2 separate regions of the Mus musculus genome follow, and region 1 is linked to region 2. A link is a loop called in an ENCODE intact Hi-C map of the cell type or tissue named here. Cell type or tissue: left cerebral cortex. All regions are shown on one strand. Each heading gives the region's core, and the rest is flanking DNA. Links, peaks and the distances in the headings are about the cores only.

Region 1 (9,221 bases), core at 1,222-9,221, 83 kb before region 2:
GTTTTGATATAGGTCCATTGTAAGTGGGGGTTCTTATCCACTCAGACATCTTTCTAGGCCTGAAAAATCTCTTCTTTAAAATCAAAAGACCTGGTCTCCAACACTGGCTGTGCCACTTTGTTTTAAATAACCTTACTTGAGCAAATTAATGGGCCACTCTGAGCCTCCAGAATTTCACTTGCAAGGTAACAAGAACACCACTCAGGAGAAGAACCAGCAGTATTTGTTGGTTGAGATTATATTGAACAATATCAGAAAAAGACTAACAGGAATAATAAATTCAGCAGTAAATGAATTCAGAGAACAGGAATGCTCCTTGATTCTTTAGAACCAATTCGTCAACGATGGAAGAAGATGTCATCATGGAAGGCATCAAAGCAAAGGCTGGCTCAGGAAAAGGCTTTAAAGACAACAACATGAGCCGGACTAGATGATCTAGGATGGCTTTCAGAAAGACAGTCTGTGGAGCCACAGGTTCTATAATTTGTTCCTCACAGTCTCAAGGCTACTCTTATCATTGTTAACAATGTCAATATCATCATTGGATTTTTGGACAACAGTAGGTACATGCCTTAATAGAAGTATTCCCAATATAGCAGTTCTCCAGTGCTTAATATGTCATCAAGGGGAAACCATGCTGTTCATCTGTTTCTCTGGTATCCGGCACAAGACGGGCGATGGAAAATGTACGTGAAAACTACTGGGCTCAAAGAGGATAAGAAGCAGAAAGAACACCTGATCTCTCAGCAAGGTTTTCTTCTAGGAAGTCATCCTCCAAGATAAGGAAATATATACTAACCTAAGCCCCATAAGTTACATGTGTCCCAGGAAGCCGAGGATGCAGCCTACCACATCTATAGACCACAATGTCATGCTGCAACATCAAAAGATTGAATAGCCCCATGAACATAGAAACCTCATACCATGGCTTGCTTTTGATAGTATGAAGAAGAAATCTTTCTTCCCTCAAAAAACTAAACATAATCTTGATGTGTTTTGTGAAGGAATAAAACATAAAGCATAGAAAAAGGCAACTCCTACACAAATGTCACTTTGAGACCTGGCACTTAGAGTGACAGGGGTATTGTGTATGCTCACACCTTCACTTTAAACTCTGCTCCTAACAAACCAACAAGCATAGCATTCCTATATGTCACCCTTTAGACGCACCCTCAAGGTACTATGGAAACACAATACAAGTAGAAGCTTCCTAAAATATATACTGTCAGAGACCATCCCGTGAGAAAGTGAGCCCTTCACAATCTCCTTAACAAATCAAGGGCCTTGTACTAAGAGCTGGTTGTCACCCCCCTTTCCTCCCTATTCCTTTCCTGGCACCTGAGGCTGTAAAAGCTAAATTATAGTCCCCTCTTCCCTATCTCTTCCTGAGTTCCCATGCCATCCAAGGACATGAGTTACGCCTGAGCCCAGCCTGACCCCCAAGGCCGTCAAGGAGGATCGATGTTCCAGAGATAAGATCCAGAGTGCCCACTGCCTGGCGCCTGACTTCGGCCCCCATGTCAGCAGATGCCCACTTCTTTGTTCTTTGTATAATTCTCCCTAGACCCCTCCCATATTCCCCGAGATGTATGCTTTAAAAAGAAGGCACCTCAGCCTAATAAACGAGACCTTGATAGGTTCAATCTACTTGGTCCTCCGACTCTTCTTTCTTTTACTCCCATTTCCTTCCAGGTTTGCGGTCCCCCTCGCACCCACGAATAACTGAATCCCGCGGGACGGGATAATATACATATATGAAGGTGATCTAAGTGAAATGCCAAACAATGGAGGAGACAGAGTCCCAATTGTTCATCTCTTGTCACCAAATGAAACCTTCAGTCCTGAGATGGGTTACATTTAATTGAATTGTTGGTCAAAGAGGTCCCATAGGAATCTCCAAACAACTCAGGCTGTTGCCAAGGCTACGGGTTGTTCTCACAAACTGTCAGCAAGGCCCCATTACTGAAGAAAACACCTGCATATCTTGTTGAGCATGGAGAAGTCAAGCTGGTATGAACAGTCTTCACTCCCATTTCCTAGGTTCTACTATCTTTGGTAAAGGATGGTCTTATACCTACTACCGAAAGTGAAATGTAAACACCAAGCCAGCCACAAAATCTTTACTCTGCAATGATATTCTGTCTGCAAGAATTGCTAGGGCAATCGTGACTCAAACATTTTGGGAATAACCAATCAATATCTGATTTGACTTCAGGATTACTCCATGAGATGGGATCTATACCTGGCACAGCTTGAGTGACCAAGAAACAGAGACTACATAGCCCAGGGACATAGGGTAAAAACAAATACTACTATTCTTTTTAAAAAACAGCAGTAAAATGACTCCTAATGACATTCTGCTATACTCAGAGCAGTGCCTTGTTTAGCCATCACCAGAGAAATACCATCCTGCAGCAAATGAGACAAATACAGAGACAGCTAGACACAATGCAGAGAATGAAAAACCTTAGAACACACAGACTTAAATGAGATATCTCCATCAAATTCTTCCCCTCAGAGTTCATGGAAATCTCCAGACAAAGATAAGGAAAGAGTCTGAGAGGCAAAGGGGATGGAGGATATCATGAAAATAAGGCCGTCTAAATCAATGTAATTAAAGTTCTCATGAACTCCTAGACTGATGCAGTAGTCACAGGACTGCATAGGTCTGACCCGGGTCCATCCGGTATACATTATGGCTTCCAGTTTAGTGCTGTTATTGGATTTGCACTGAAGGTACAAATCAGTGGTCTCTGATTCTTGTGGCTTCTCTTGAGATATTTATTTTCCTTCTATTGGTTTGTCTTGTTCAATTCCCATGTGATAGTTTTTGTTTCATCTTATTACACATTCTTTTGTATTATTATCCACTAGAAGCCTGTTTACTTTCAAATCAGAAACACGGAGTAGTAGATCGTGACAGGTGAGCAGGTGAGGGGGAACGTGGTGGAGCCGAGCCAGGGGAAACTATAATCAGTATACATTATGTGAGAGAGAAAAAAATCCATTGTCAGTAAAAGGAAAACAAAAACACCACCACCACCACAACCTGTCTTAAGAAGAAGTACCCTCAAAAGTCCACCGTCTACAATAGTTGTGAATTAGCAGAGGCAGGGATTTGACTTCTTAGCTCCAAGGCCAATATATAGCAAGTCTTATGGCCTGCATCAGTAACGCAATGTCACTTTGCTAACCTCTGCTCAGCAGCCCAAAATGAAGTTCTGAAGAAAGCACCTCCACTGTTTGGTTAAAACTGTATGAACGCTGTGAGAAATGTGTATATGTATAATGTGTATAATGTGTATAAGTACACGTCTGAACTCACAGGCTGGCAGGCCTGGGACTTAAGATTATGCATGTACCAAAAGCGGCTTATGTGCCCAGCACCCCACCTGAGTTGTCTGTGTTACTGAAGGCTTTAAGAGCTGGAGGATCTACCCAAACTATAAAACAGAAACACTGCAAATGATGCTTTCTGTTAAACTACTCCTATGATTGGGGTCTCCTATGTCAAAAGCATGAGTAGAGACATCTCTGAAGCCTCAAGAGTAAGGCCAATAGGACCCGGGCAACTTATGGCCTCCATTCACTCCCCAAGCACTTACCAAGGTGTTCTTGGAAAAGGAGCCAAAGGTAAGGTGTTACCCATGGCATGCGGCTCCGAGCCAGGCAGTCAGTGAACAAATTAACTCAACACCAGTATTCAAGTCCTAAGAAAGTCAAAAAGTATGCCCACAAAAGATACATTGAGGGTAGAGACCTCAGAATGAAGCTTCAGCGAGGCAAGGAAAAGGGGAATTCAAGAAGAAGCAGCCACATGTGTATTGCACTGGACGCACACTCCTAAAGATATATACAGCTCAGTGACAAGTGGTTACTGAGAGAGTAAGGCACCATCCAGAGACCTCCACCATTCGCTAGCCATGAACAAGGACCAGGCTCCACAGCTTCTAAAATCAGCACCTCCACTAGGGAGCAAGTGTTCAAACACATGAACCTGTGAGAGGCATTTCACATGCAAACCATAACCCACACTGAGCTAAGCAGCACTTTGCTGCCTGGTACAGGAGCTTTGGACTGAACGCCCAGAACACCCAGAAGAAACACAAGGCCGTGCAGTCGTCCAGGCTGAGGAGAATGCACTGCAGACCTTCTGAGGCCACGGCTCAGTCTTTTTCCAGAGACTGGTTATTCCCTAGCCATCTCATCACAGATTTAGAGTTCCCAATGATCACAACGTTTTATGAAGTGAATTCTATCCAAAACAAGAGTGATTTTGTTTTTAATGAAAAGATAAAACATCTAAGGAAAAGGGAGTAAGCATTAAGCATTGGCTCATCTTGGATAAACAGAAATGTGGATAGTTGTTGTACTGTCCTTTATGTATATCTGTGTGCTTTTAATACTTCATAATTAAAGGGAGGTGATACAACTTGCTGGAGGCCTCGCTGCTCGTACAAAGACAAATTCAACAACAGCTAACATTAAGCTGGATCCTAGTGGCCTGCTACGATCCCATGTCCATGAAGTGTGAGATGCTCTGAGCAATGACTGTGTTATATGAAACAACCTGAGCCCACCTTCTACCTCGAAGAGTCTGATGCTAGACCATTAAGTCCCAAAGACGTTATGATGTTCCCTGACTCTTCTGGCTCCCTCCCAGCTGTGTGACCGACCCTAAGTCAGTAATTTTCAAATTAACCTCACCAGTCCTACATGTTATATGGGAATGCTAATCAAAGCCCTCAAGAGGCCTAGCAAGAACATTGATATAAAACAATCCTGAACAATGTCTAGTACTCAGTAATAGGTGGTTGAATTCTAACCGATCTCAAAGCTTGTATATTGGTCACTGTCCATGTCCTTGTCTCTCCCAGCAGACTGTGTGGTTTCAGGTCCTTCTTGCTCGCCTGGGTTGTCCTGGAAGGCTGTTCTCACAACAGCCTGGGCTGCAGGCACTGGCAAGGAGACAGAAAAATAAAACTGTAGATTGAAATTTAGCCAAGCAACTGAGAAGAACACAAAGATACAACCGGGAGAATAAAAACACTAGGGAGGGAAAATGCAATTTATAAGATAAAATTAATCTATCGAGCTGCCATAACAGGACATAAAAGCATAAATATAGTACAGCTTGTCTGAAATGGTTTAAATCCAAGTTCTCAAAAAAATGAGTGAGAAAATGAATTCCATCAACCCATGCCCACTTTTGCAAAATTCGAGAAGCCCAGAGGCTCCTGGGTGATGGCCAGAGCAATACTCAGCTTCTGAGATGTTGAGATACCTGGATGATGCACCCCAGGGTCTCAGCAAGTGTACAGAGCAGATGGCAAGTCCTAGAAAAATGCCAGTCTCTCTGCTGGGCTGAGTCACCTCTGTCACAGCACTTTCCCCTCATATGCTACCCCACCAACGCTGATTTAATTATCTGCCCCCTCCGTATATAAGACAGGGAGCTCTGAGAAGGTAGAGAACTATATGTGGTCTGTCTTCCTCCTAGTCTCAAAGCTGGCCGGAGACACAGCAGGTAGTTAGATAATGTATACCAACAGGGTAACTAAATGCCTAGATGGGTTAATGGGGAGCAGGAAAGGAGGGAGGCAAGTCTGATTCTATGGAAGATGACTGACCCTGAAACGTCAAGTAGGTGAATCTAAGAGACAACCTAAAATAAAAGTGAAGCTGCCTCTGGCTGCAGAGCATGAAAAAGTCCCTATGAGAGTATTTATGTGCTAGGTCTCCTGGAAGAAGAAAGAATACGAGCTTTGGAGACAGTCAGGCTACCTCAAATGGAGCTCCGGCAATGAGTACCAGTGTGACTGTGGCCAAGTCACTCTGTCTCTTCAACTGCTGCCTGGGCTTAAGATAGACAATAATTACTGGAGCTGCCTCCAAAGATGGTAGGAAGATTCAATTACATCATGTATTTAATGTGTACAATGGATTCCACAATTAAAAGGTACTCTAATTTTAATGCCACAGGAAGCCCAAGGCTCTGAGAATTACCTCCAGTTCCTGACCCACTCTAGAAATGCCCTGGTCTGGCACGATTTCATATTCAATACTCGAATCTTTCATTGGTAAGCTAGAAACTGCCAAGCTTTCTGAACATTCGTCTCAGTTCCTGCTCTAAGAGAACCTGGGCTGTCTCATGGAAACAGCTTCTCCTGCCGCCTCTGAGGTTGAGGTTATTATTCCTACATTCTGGTATCCTAAGCCTAGGGGGTCTATACGAACCTGTGCTCCTTGCTCCCATGTGCATACCACTTACTCCTCCAGATATCCCCACTGTGCAGCTCCTGCAGCAGACTGCCTGCTGACTGATCGCTCTTTCTTCCCTCAGTCATCCCAGTCCCTGCTTCACTGGGTCTCTACAGATTCACTGGTAACATGGAACCTGGTGGCCCTACCGCTTTATCTAGCCTAACATCACAATTCCTCAGGTGTCTATCCATGCTGTCTCCACCTTCTCACCTTCATGGTCTCTCTCTCTCTGTAAACCATGTCAATCAAGCCCCTCCCACAAAAGCTTTCTTCTTAAAGGAAGGCCTTAGTAATCACTAAGGCATATCCTCAAGCCACATTTTACTATCAATATCTGACTATCGATCGCTCTAACTCGGCTTCTGAGATGTTGAGACGCCACCAGTACTTGGTATCCCACCTCACCTGCTGCTCCTCCTCAATTGACCTTCTAACCTCTGGAATGCCCAGCCTCAAAGTATGGCTCTGAGCTACACAATATCAAATATTGGTATTCACGGCTGTTCCCTGGTTTCTTTTCAAACTTATTTGCCTCTCCTAGACACCAAACTCACCAGTTGCCAGCTGCCTACCTAAAGTCTCTACTAAGATGTCCAACAAACTCTTAACCAGAAATCTAGCATCCCCCAAGCCACCCTCTCCTGTGGTCTTTCCTATGCTGTTGAAAAGCAACCACATCCTTCCAGTAGAGTGCAAAGGAAGCTACCCCTTTAAAGTCCAAGTTGTACCCTTCCTTCAAAAAGTGAAGTAATACACTTTCAGACCTTAGGGTCACCAGCATAACTTTAACGCCACTTCATAATGAAACAGTACAAATGATATGTGAACGAATGGGGCTAGGTATCAATAAGCTTAAATCACAAAAGCAATCAGCAAGCTTCATTTGCCCCAAATACAGTACTTTGTCAATTCCTGTTTTAAAGCTTAAGTCAGACCATGTCCCTCTGAGGCTCAGAAGCCTCCAACAGTCTCTAATCTTGTGAAGATGGCATCCTACAATGGTCTCTTGAATCACACTTGGTTTGCTGCTCACTGACCTCATCTTGCACACATCTCTGCCTATCTCACAGGCCATGCGCACCAGCCATATAACTGTTCTCCCTTCTCTATACCGAAGTCCTCACGTATCAAGCAACACCGGGGCCTTTCCCCTTGTCCCTCCTCCCAGAAGGACCAGCACGATGCCACCTCCTAGTTTCCAACCAAATTCCATCTTGTCAGAGCATTCCAACATTCCTGAGCATTGGTGAGCCCAGCTGACTCCTCATTCCCCAAGCTTCATCCTGCTATACTTTTCTCCACAGCAGTCTTCACAAGCATTGTACACATCCTTATAAGCTGTCTTCACACACTCAAACACATAAACTGGAAACAGACCTCATCTCCTTTGTGCTCCTATCGCCAGAGAGCCTAAACAGACCTCGGCTTACAGGGTTTAATTAACCTTTCCTTGGTGGATAAAGCTTTATCATGTGACTATTATTTGCTTACAGTAGGAGTCAATATCAAGTGTCCACATAGGCATATTAGTAGGTTCCTGAACCTTTGGGGTAAATGTAAATGCTACTTTTTGTGGTGACCTAAACTGTTCTATGAGGGTTCTTCATACTCTCCAGATTCTCAGAGGGTTGGTGGTCTGTGATCTTGAAGTACTACTATCCTGGACTAGGAGACACCACCTGAGGTGTTTTGCCTAAGTCTTTGGATTCTCCACAGGTCTCAGAGAGTCATGAGTAGGGAAGTGGGTTACTTGTATAAAATAGACAGAGTCAGCAGCATTTGAGATCAGCCTCAGGTTAGGCAGAGAACTCTGTAAAAAGACCATCACTTACAAACCAGACTGCCACCTACTAAGACTCTCACAGGTCTGGGAGCTAGGCTCCCCAAAAAAACCCAGATTTAAACCCAAGCACCTGTGTCTATGGGAGGCCTGTTCTGTTCTCAAAGGAAAAAGGAGAAATAAACGTGTGTGTGTGTGTGTGTGTGGGGGGGGATATGGAGGGGCTGGTGTGTGTTGGGGAAACTCTGGGATATAATATATGAAAGAAGAACAAGTTTGAAAAAAATGGTCCAAAACAGCAAAACAATAACAACACTACCCTAGGCACCCATACACAATTTCAAAGGAATGCAGCAGAGAGCCCTCCTCCCAGGACCTGAGAATACTACAATTCCCACACACTAGTCCAGATTCCAGAATAAAAGAAATCAACTGATTTGTTTCCCTTTCTTGTATTCTTCCACTGTGCATTTTTCAGGAGTTAAGATTAATCACTGCCGTTCACAGAATTTATATACAAACTTTCTGCAATTCTGAACAACAGGACTAGCATTTAGTCAGCCCCGTCGGCTGCTCACCCAGCTCACAGAGACACATTTTCTTGATGCTTACCATTCACCAGCGCAGAGTTGGGCACCGGCAGCCCCTCCATCATTGCCTCTGCCAGAATTAGCTTCTCATGGAGTTGCTTGTTGCGGGTTTTGAATTCTTTCAGCTCCCTCTGCAGCTCTAGAACCTGGCCTTGGAGTTGAGCCACCACCACCTCTGGCGAAGCAGGAAGATTATATAAATTTTCCAATAACTCAGGTGTCTTTAATTGGATCAACAAGCCCGTCTTCTCGGCATCCTGGAGACAGACAAGTATAGCACTGAGTATGCTTAAAACACACTTTCTTTTGTTTCATGGGCAACATACTTGTGTTTTTAAAATAGGTTTCAAATTGTTCACCCACACCTCTAGTCTGATAATAGAATCTATCCCTAAGAGAGGGCATAGATTTTGGAAGATTCCCCATCCTCCCTGAAAAACATACACACCGACAGTCAAGAGTCTTCCCTAGACGCTCTCTGGGCCTTGGTCCATGGATTTCATTGGATAATCCAAACACTCTAAATATGGCCACACAATCTTCTAGGAAATGGTTTTGTTTTTGTCTTTATCTCTTTCCTCATTTCC
Region 2 (10,737 bases), core at 1,520-9,519:
ACAACACACTGAGGTCTCCTACTCCAGCGGGGCCCCAATGCATCATGTGAACCATAGCTACTATGGTAAAAAAAAACAAGTCGCAGTTGTAGCTGACACTGCACTACTCCCTTAGCTTCTCAGCACCAGTTTCCTACCTCTGTAACCATTCCTGCTGCCTTTTCTGCATATGCCTGTCCCATCCCTGAATTCACAGTATGGCTTACAGTGAGTGGCACCCTTGGCCAGCCTATGCTTTCACTGACTATATTGGTCAACTCAGAATCTTAACTCATGACTAACAACATGATTCCCAAGTCAGCTGACTTTGCCTGTCTACGCACTTCAGACTAGTTAAGCCCTCTGCCTCCTAACAAGGAGGCCTCACAGCCCTCAAGGCCAATGCTCCTGTCTCAATGCCATCTTCTACTCTCCATGCTCTAAACCATGTCAGTGTCACCACAGATCCCCAGTCATCCGAGACAAGACACCTAGAGTCACCTTGACTGTTCGTTCTCTGAAGTCTCAGATCTAAGTATCAGATTTTCCAAATGTATCTCTATTTTTAATTATTTCTAGCATTATTTCTTGAATACCGTCTTCTTCCTCCAGTTAGCTGTGATCTCTGTTCTAAAAAGGCCTTTCTTGGTTCTTACTTTGCCTCTACTCTCTACCTCCTGAATCCACCCTTTTCAATACAGCCAGAGGCGCCTCTATGGTGACAATGTAGCTGTTACTTCGGCTACTCGTACCCTGCAAGCAGATAATATGATTAGTTCCCAACACAACTAGACCCTTGCAGCCTATCCAATATCTACAGTTTTATCTAAATCGTGCACTTCGTTCCCCTCAAACCCCAGACCATTTGTGCAGCCACACACCACATGCTTTGGCCATTGTGTCTCCAAACTGGCCTCCCATCTGCAGCTCTTTAGCCGCTTATGCCTTCTCACCATTCAGGGCTCAGCATCAGTTCAGCATCTCCTCCTCTAAGCAACATCTACTCCTCACATCCACCCTAATCCCTCTGCCTGCTCAACCCCTGTACTTGCCTCAGTTCCAACACCCATCACTCTGACTTGCACATCACACCATAGAGCTGGGTCTCTCTGGTGAGTGAGAGCCTTAGTTATTCACTGAGATACAACAGACTTCAGTACCAAAAGTGATTAAAAAAAAGAGCCATCAGCCACTACCTTGGGTACCAAAGGCAACAAGCCAGGTAGGCTTTTTGCTTTCCAGCCACAGCCTTGCCTCCCAAATTCCTTCATCTCAAGTTTCAGCTGTCCTTCAAGAGTCAACCTGTACTGTCCTTTAAGGCAGTCCCTAGCCACATGTCTGGCTAAGTCTCAAGTGAGAGGCTAGAGGTACGGCTGTCCTTTAAACTCTTGGTATTGAGGGACAAAATGCTACATAGCTCACCACTGCTTAGTTCATGGCATTCATGTTGAAATGATTATGTTTATGTATTATTTAAATTAACTTACATCACTGCATCTCTTTCAATGTGGCTTACTAGAAACTTCCATCCATATTTAGCTGCAGACAGCATTAACTGAGGTTTACCACAACTCCAAATGACCAAAGGACCCACTTTCTGTACTATCCTAGCCTTACAGACTTTCTGTAAACTTCATGGTAGGACAGGCAAGCCACAGAAACTAATAAAGAAAAATCCCACTTCACTCCTCAGACATACCTCTCTTTCCTTTGATTTTAATGCCATGGTTAGACCCTGAATGGCTTTATAACTCTTTAAGTTATTTTTCTTCTCTGTAGCAATTTCTCTTTCCTTCTCTCTCAGGTCCTCCTGAAGTGCCTAAATTAGATTAGAAAAAGATTCACGAAGTTGATGTGTTCCAACCAAAATGCACTGTAAATATATCTTTAAGAGCACACTCAAATGCAGTTATTCTATCTTATTCCTGTCAGCCTGTGATTAATGTTTCCTAGTTGAGCCGACTGCCGTGGCATCAGCTCCCAGATACTGTGTTACTGCTCAAAGCAACAGGGCCGGGTGAAGGGAAGGGAATCAGATCGCAGGAGCAGCTGACAGCTATTCCTATGGGAAGGACGCCAGTGCCTTCTAAAATCTGAATACAGTCACATCAGAGTCTTCGAAACTGTACCAGGTTATTTGAGGGAAATAACAGATCATTAATTTCATTCCTTAATGCTACAAAAGCTAGGAGAGAGTCTGGTTTGATGGAGACTGAGCCATACATTTATAGTCCTTAGTTCATGTCTTAAGATAATCAGTACTGCCTCCCTTCTGGGCTGTCGTGAGGATCAGATGAGATAATGGATGTGAAAGTGCTTTCTACACTGGCAGGCACTGTACAAATTCTAGCTGTCGTGACTAAAGGCCCCGGGAGCCTGGGTGTTGGAATCAAACAAGAAAATTACCCCTCTCCCACCTATGTAGTCATGGGCAAGTGACTTCACCTTCTGAGTCTCAGGTACCACATCTGTAAAATGGGAATGTCCATGGGATGAAACTAATGCACGGACTGAGCAACTCTCTCTACTGTGCTTCATGCGTAACTGAATGGTACAAAGAATTATTTCTTACACTCAGAATCAAATGAGAGGCAAGCAGAGAGAAAGTCTTAAATGTGGTCTTAAAATGAATCAACATACCTGGATCCTCTCTTCAAAGTGGTTTCTCTCCTTCTGCCATTCCTAAGAAAAGGCATTCATGAGTGAGCCGAAAGAGGAGTACCCAGAGAGGAGGAGCATCAGAAGGCTTCCCCACAGCCCTTAGAATGAGCCTCTTCTGTACTCCCTCCACTGCTGTGGCCCTCATTAACAAAAGAGCACCCTTCTTGGCCCCACCCACAGCCTGAGTTGGTTTGCTGGAGGACAAGTGTGAAGCCTGCTGCCCACACGCTTGACTGCTAGTCCATGGCAGTGCTTCAGAAGGGAAGGTAAAGGGCCCCTTAGAGGACAGGGCCTGGGAGGTCAAAACAGGAGGAAGAGCAGCAGCAACTACACTGCAAATGAAAATTGATCAGGCTCAAGTCTGCTAATGTGACAAGGACAAGAACGCTGCTCCATGAAGAAATCAGGACCTTTCTTGAGCTTCCAGAGCACACCCTGATATGAACAGACCACGCAGCAGCCGCCTTTGCCCAAAGAGAATGGAGGGCCAAGATAGCTTGCCCTGGAGGCTACAAGAACAAAGAGGGGTCCAGGAGATTTGGGCCTAACTACTAGCCACTCACTTCTTGGCACCTAGAGAAATATGACCACTCTGAAGCTGATCCTAAACTCAGGCAGGGAGGGGCTCACAAGCTCTACTTGGTCAAGAGGCCAGGAGGCCTGAACAGGGTAGTATGTGTTGTCATACCCAGAACCTGTTATTCCCCTTCTGCCATGTCCTTGGGTGTTTCACACCAAATATGGCCTCAGACCTATCCCTAACCACAAAGGAAACATGGACATGGACAAAGCACCGGTTTTACACTAAAAAAAAAAAAAAAAAAAAAAAAAAAACCCTACGGATGAAAAGGAAGGAAGCCCCGGGGTGACAGCAAAACACATGTGGGGAAATATAGACGCACAGGTTCGGGACACGGGAACAAAGGCAGGCCCTAACAAAGGCAGCTACTGCTGATTCCTCCACTGACTGAGAGCTGGCGCGGACAAGTTACTGTGCAAACCACGCAGCACGCTGAAGAGCCCCCCACTTTCCATGGAGCAGTCTGATGTGTTCCCCCTCCTGCTGTGCCCTGTCGCCTCACCTCAGCGTCTCTCTCTTTTTCTTCCCTCAGAGTGGCAGAAAGTCCTCGGAGTTCTCCAGATGACACGTTCTCGTCAGGAGATGCCATCTGAGATTTTTCCTCTTTAAGGCACTGAATTAAAGCTTCTTTGCTCTTCAAAGACAGCTTCAACTCCTCAATCAGTCTAAAAGAGAACAAAATTTAAATATTAATTCTGAGCTGCTCTCTTAGCTCAGTGGAGCAGGAGGAGGTAGGAAAGAGGGCCAGACATCTTCAAAGTAGATGTGTCCAATGAATACACATAAACAAAATTGCATTCTGCAGGTCAGAGAGCAAGGAACAGAATTGATGTGACATTAATGAGTCCTCTTGTCTCTAGCCTTGCCCAGGGATTTAGCTCAAGCTGCACCATCTCTGGTCAAAGACCTTCAGCATCTCCACGCCAGCAGCAGATTGCTAAGTTTAAGTAAGAAATCCCCTCTCCAAAAGAAATCTGTCCCTAAAGCCTAAGCAAACAACCAACCAAAAGCTGGTTTGGTGGGTATAGATTTAAAAAGCAGGACTCTCTCCATAGCTCACAAACAATGCTTAAAAACATACCACATCTCAAGCTAATGGTTGCACTTCGGGATAAGGCATCCAGGCTTCCAGCTCTTAAGTCATAACAGCTCCAGTTTCGTCTTGGGCCCTATCAGCCCACAGCAGCTCACAGAGAGCTCGCTCCAAAGCTCTCCTGTGCCCCTCCATGCCTTTGCATATGCTATCGCTACCTTCTGTCCAAACCCATTCCTATTCTCCCTGACAAGCACCAGAGCTCCTTAAATTGCATCTTCTATCTCTGAGTCTCAGAGAAGCTTTGCCACATACAACCATAATGTCTTGTAGAAAATGTGAACTTTTCCCTCTTCGGAACCAAATTTGATGTCCTTGGATCAACTGCTCTGTGACCAAGCTAAGTTATTCAATCTCTCTGAGCCTGTGTTTGGACAACTTAAAACAAAAGTGTACTTCTGACCTACAGCTGAACTCAACAAATGACAACTGCAATGCTGATTATATGTATGTGCACGTTTCGTGTACCTATGCAGATGTGTACAGAGGTCAGAGCTCAGGGTCCAGACATTTTCCCCAATGGTATCTGTACTTTATTTGGTTTTGCTGGGCTACCTGCCTGACTCACAAGCTCCAGGAACTCACTTGTCTCCGCCTTGAAATGCAGGGATGTACGTCATCACACTGAGCTTGTACCTGGGTGCTGGGACTCAGGTCCTCATGCATACACAGCAAGCGTTTTACTCACTAAGCCATCTCCCCAAATCAGCCCTGAATGTACTGTTTAAATCTTCAACACATAACATTCTTTCCGAGGACTCTACTCCAAAAAAAACTCTTCTGTGGCTAAGCCTAGAAAGCAACCCAGTTTTGTAGAAACACAGGTCTGGAGGTCTGGGAGAGTTGCCCTTGTAAAGCACCTAGCTTCCGTGCCGAAGGCCAGGAGGCAGACATGGGCAGCAAAAAACGCCTAGCAGTGCAGTGCATCAGAGCTCACCAGTAGGATCTGCAGAGCCTAGGAACCTGGAGGGAGGTGCAATACTGCCCTCTAGGGGTTCAGCTCTGATATAATCAATGGGAAAATGGAGAGCTAAGAGTCACCAAATGTACATTTAAAATGGAAAGATGGGGGTCAGAACCAGGACAACTAAAGGCTACTAAAGGCTCAGCCCATTACAGAGCAGCAGTCTTGAGCCAATAAGAAGGCACCACAGGTTGCCAACATTGCTAGGCTTTCAAGAAAAGTAATTATTCACTCTTCTGTGAAATTCAATGTTTTAAATGCCAGCAAGTAATTCAAACTTTTAAAAACTCTATTTAACTTGAAGATAATATAACTGTCGCTTATAGTCAACCTGTAGGGCTCCCCAACAAGATCACCTTCAGATGCAGAAGAGAAAAAGGCCTGCATGAAAAGGTGGTGGGAAGCCAGGAACACACTGGGAGAGAGTATGCAAGTGGGGCCCAGACCAGATTCAACAGCCTGACATGCCCAACAGCAGGTTACTCCGTGGCCAATCCAGATCCATTTCCTCTGGATGTAACTGACTAACCCTGCTGTCATGCCGGGCTAAACTTCTAACTTTGACTTAGATATGGGATATGGGAAATCGTCGAGAAGATTCAGTCCCTGGCTATTCACCAAACAGGCATCTCCTGAGGGAAAATAAAGGTGGCAGCTGCTTGCTGGTCTCTGGAAGTTTAGCTGGGACACTTTCATCTCTGCGACTGACATATTTGTAGAGCTGACAAGCCAACTTTTTATACTTGTCAAGCCAGGCCTGTGCAAATGCCAGGAAAATGCAGCCTGCAGCAGGATCTCACTTGACCATCTATAATCCATGGAGAAGCCACCACTTGGACCACTCACACCCATCCTCCCAAATGTCCTCTTCCCAAACAAATAAGAAACCAAAGCTTAAGCAACATACCCTGATGATCTATATGTGTAGCCTTTGTATACAAAGTACGAAAGCTTCCTTCCTTTGCATATACAAACCCTCTGCACGGGCAACTTCTAGGACTCCCCTAAAGCACTCTTACACAGTCTGGAAATTCATCTCTACCAAAACATTCTCTCCAGAACCAGAACCACTGTTGTCTCTGTAGTTCCAAATGCATGCCCAACCATGCTCAGCGCTGCTTACAGTGTAAATCTTCATTTCCTCCAATGCCAGCCTGAATCTAAAAACCCACTCACAGGTACCCACAGAACCCACAACTCCTGCCCTAACTGCAAACATCCTCATCCCACTCCTCGCTAGGATCACCTCCTTGTTGCTCATCTCCAAGCGGAGACAACTGTACCACCTCCCCTAAGCCACTCATTCACAAGCTGAAAGGGAGGTATCAGTCTGTGTTCCCCACTGTGCCCACTTCCCCTTCCATCACCACCTATTCAGCTGCATTCTTGGTCTAGGCCCTTCAGTCTTGGCTGTCATCACTTATCTGGACATCTGCTTCAGCATGAAAGCCCAGTGGCAATGCATCCCCAAAGCAAGCAAGGAACTGCTCTAAATTTAAATCTAATCATCTCATTTCTCCAAGCTCCCCACTAACTTCTCAATGGATTCCCCATGCCATTGTGATAAACTCCAGATTCTTTTCTCCAGGCCCAGTGATTCGTCCAGCATCCCCACACTGTGTATGCCACTTCCCTGCTCATCAATCAGTAGCCATAGTGACTATCAGAACTGTCTCCTGATGCTTACAATTAAGTAGCACTTACACAGTCACCTGACTCTGTGTCAGGCCACCATATATCATCTAACATAACCACAAGGATGGTGAACCCAGTACACTGTTATACAAAAGATGCCACCTTCACATATTTTACTACAGACTATTGTCACAATTGTTTGCTTATTAACTTTCACTGTTAATCTCTTACTCTGTCTAACTTGTCAAGTAAATCTTAACACAGATATGTATTATGGGGGAGTACATAGCAAGTGAAGGGATGGACACAGTCAGGTATGAGAGGATCAGGCAAGAGGACACCCACTTCCTTGGAAAAGTGTCTACTGGCCCATTTGCACTGAATTTGTAAATGCTACAGTAAAGCAGTGTTTATCTCCTCTAGTTCTTATCCTTCTGCCCCTCTCTCCCACACTCCTACTTAGTAACTTCATTAGCTCTGGTGCAGACAATCAAAGTCTCCCTACCTCACTCCTTTCATCACTGGTATGATGGTTATGTCCTTTATTCAGATGGCACACAAGAAGTGTTTGCTGAATAAAGGACATAACCATCCAATAGAGCCACTGAAAGAAGTGCCCAAGATGTCAGGGCCCACAAAAGACTGTCACAGGACTTCTCACAAACCCTTTCTCAACCTTCTCCTTTTTTCTCCATCATAGGTATCAAGAATTCTCCTTTTTCCCTATGGCCAATGTGGTAGTTTGAATAGGAATGGCCCCCATAGATTCATGTGTTTGAATGCTTGGCCATATTGAGTGGCACTACTAGGAGGTATGGCACTGTTGGAGGAAGTGTCTCACTGTGGGGGCAGGCTTGAGATGTTCTTCTGTGCTCAAGCTACGCTGAGTGTAACACACAGATTTCCTTCTGCTGCCTGGGGATCAGGATTAGAACTCTCAGTACCTTCTCCAGCACCATGGGTGCCTGCATGCCGCCAGGACCAGAACGGACTAAACTTCTGAAACTGTAAGCTAGGCTCAATTAAATGTTTTCCTTTGGAAGAGTTGCCATGGTCACGGTGTCTCCTCACAGCAATGGAAACCTAAGACAGCCTCTCAGACATTCTACTGTAGCCTAATCGACCTCCTGACTCCCTGCTTCTAGAATATATAGTTCTCTCAGAAAGACAAGGCTATATATATATATGCCTTCTAAGGACTTTGCTGTCAAATGACAGAGAGAGATAGATTGTGGAACACAATGACCCATGACTATCTCAGTGGGGTAGCTCTTGACTGTTCAGGAATTGCACCCAGCCTAGTTCTCCAAGCCAGCAACATGGCCCAAGAATAATACTGGATGGAAAAGGGGTAGATGGAGATGATAACTCTAAGGTCTAGGGGATTCAGTGTCTCCAACATGGCCATTTCACAGAACAAAACTAAGAAAAGGGGGTTAGCCTCTGATCTCCATGTACACACACACACACACACAATTAAAACAAAACAAAAAGAAAAGCCTCTAAAACAATGAGCCAAAAGAAAACTAAAAACAAAAAAATAAAGAAACCTAAAAAAGGCTACATACAGTCCAGTCAATGTCAGTCGTCTGAGAACCTGAAGTGTAGTTACTGAGATATGGAGACCATGGCCACCGGCTTCCTCAACACTGATTCAGCCCTCTCTCATAGAGAATCTCAGGTTTGCTCAGCTGATGTTCAACCATAACTGAAAACAAAGTGGCACACCTAAATACTATAAAGGGGCACTGAGTCAGAAGTAAAGGCAAACAGCACATGCCCATAAGAACCTAAACAGCTGGCTGGGGTGACCCTAAGCAGCTGGCCGGGGTGACCCTAAACAGCTGGCCGGGGTGACCCTAAAAGCTGGCCGGGGTGACCTAAGCAGCTGGCCGGGGTTACATGCTCCTGTAAACTCAGCACTCGGGGAGGATGGCAGCAGGGACATCAGGAATTCAAGGCCAGCCTCTGCCACACAGTGAATCTGTGCCAGCCTGGGCTATTAACTACCTAAACAATGTAATAGGGGCACACCACTTCACAGGGCACTGAGCAGCTGGGAAGAGAAAGGACAGGCACAATCCTCTAGAAAAGGCCATTCGCTCTGGAGCCATCTCATCCTCTTGTAAATGAATGGGTGTGGGTCTTCAGCCACCTATGCTAGTCTCCACGGTTTTACCTCAACCTCCCACTCAGAGACCAGCAAATAGTATAAGAGCATCGAAATATCAGAAGAAAATTTCAACTTATTCTTAACCTTTTGTCAAAAGTCTGGCTGCAAGCCACAGTGGTCATTAAAGACGGCCTAACAGCCCCACTGCCCATCCATTTCTCTAAACCAACAGCATACACTTTACTCACTATGCACTGAAGAACTCTGTATTTGGTCTACAGTGCTCTTCTTTGGCCTATTGCACTGCATACTTTGGGCCTCCAGCCAGTACTAAACAACATGGTGGAAAACAGGTCACACAAAATTCACTCGTAGTCATGGTGGGGACCAACCACTTACTGTTCCCAGTGGAAAGAACCACAGGAGGAATTTCCCTCCAATAGTGCCAAGCAAAACTGAGCTTCTCCTGAATGCATGGCTTGTTTTACCTCATGGGTTCCTTTAGCTACCAGGAAGCTATAGCCAAAAGTAAACCCAGACATGTGTAAATAGATCTGCGTATCCCTTCACAACACTATTACTGACCATCTCTCACCCACTACTAGGCCATTTCTTTTCTGCCAGCCCCACTCTGATCCCCAGTTGTCTATCTTGCTGTACTGGCTACATTCCAGTAAGTCATTACAATCTAGTGAAAAACAATGGCAGGAGGGAAGGAAAGGGAAAGGAGAGGGGGAGATCTTCTCCCATTCCACATAATGAGACGTTAGAGTTTCCCAGGGATCAGCGCCAGACCTGTCCTTCTCTTCCAGAGCCAGAGTCATCTCCAGGTCCCCCTCCTGCATCTTCTTCATCGCCGAGAGCTTGCTTTCTAAGCTGAGCCGAAGAGCCTTCTCTGTTTCTGTCCCCGCAAAGGCCTTCTCCAGTTCTGCCTGGGCGGCTTTCACATCCTACAGTTAAATTAAATGCATTTGATGCAATTTTTCAATACAATTGGGAACATTTTGAAAGGAAATTGGATTAAAATATAAATATTTATGACTTTTTCTCCAGCACATTTCCCCTCCCTGGATGTACTATACATGGAAAGAATCAGTAATAAATACATTTGCCAGCCATTTTTCCCTCTTGTATCAGAAGAGTAATGGGCACTTCCAATGGAAAAGACTCAACTCTACAAGAACTGTACTTTGGGTTTTGAAAAATCAGATCAATATTTACAGCTTCAATGAGAACAAGGAGAAATGTGCTTCTCAATACTAAATGTGCATACATTCCAGCCACCCTAATCTCCATGCAAATTCATCCCACAGCCCCTGCCCCTCACTGTTTCTTTTTAAGATAATGACTATACAATTCCAAACCACACTTCTGTAGCTCCAAGGTGATTTAGGTGGTGAAAAACTCTTATGCTCTTCCTGAGAGCTCAGAGAAGCCACCGTGGAAATTATCTTCTAAATCCTGCAGGCCATATCTCTGTTACGGAAAAGGCCCTGGTGCTCGAGAGGTGACCTGGAGTAGGCCTGTGTCTCCAACCACACAGATCACTGCCTCAGATTACACTGCAAACATAAAAGCCAAACAGAACTGGGATCAAAGGTCACCTCTCCTGCCTCCTTGCTGTGTGTTTTTGTCATTTCATCTCTGAGCCCAGGGTTCTTATTCTAGCAAACAGGGGACCCATAATTCCATTAAAGAGCTGCTGTGAGACC

Evidence for each region. Hi-C counts contacts between places; a loop is a spot of excess contacts. Peaks named below come from ENCODE experiments on the same cell type or tissue, not always from the same donor. Only the 100,000 strongest peaks of a DNase experiment are listed, where the experiment ranks them.
Region 1: a loop joins it to region 2, with 2.7 times the contacts of the local background. A loop is called at or near these places in 18 of 42 quality-filtered maps.

What each region holds. Positions count from the first base shown.
Region 1 is chr4:70,267,818-70,277,038 of GRCm38, forward strand. Cdk5rap2 (CDK5 regulatory subunit associated protein 2) reads right to left here. Exons shown (of 37, transcript NM_145990.4): 22 at 8,657-8,891; 23 at 4,827-4,958. Among named protein-coding and RNA genes, the nearest start is that of Cdk5rap2, 140 kb to the right of the region's middle. In left cerebral cortex, for the core only: no CTCF peak of the experiment used is centred there; DNase peaks (open chromatin) are centred at 4,995, 5,306, 5,778 and 6,083; H3K27ac peaks cover 886 bases.
Region 2 is chr4:70,350,991-70,361,727 of GRCm38, forward strand. It overlaps Cdk5rap2 (CDK5 regulatory subunit associated protein 2), which reads right to left. Exons shown (of 37, transcript NM_145990.4): 7 at 9,821-9,975; 8 at 3,723-3,885; 9 at 2,620-2,661; 10 at 1,679-1,798. Among named protein-coding and RNA genes, the nearest start is that of Cdk5rap2, 54 kb to the right of the region's middle. In left cerebral cortex, for the core only: a CTCF peak has its summit at 5,295 (motif pointing left); DNase peaks (open chromatin) are centred at 2,103 and 5,243; H3K27ac peaks cover 583 bases.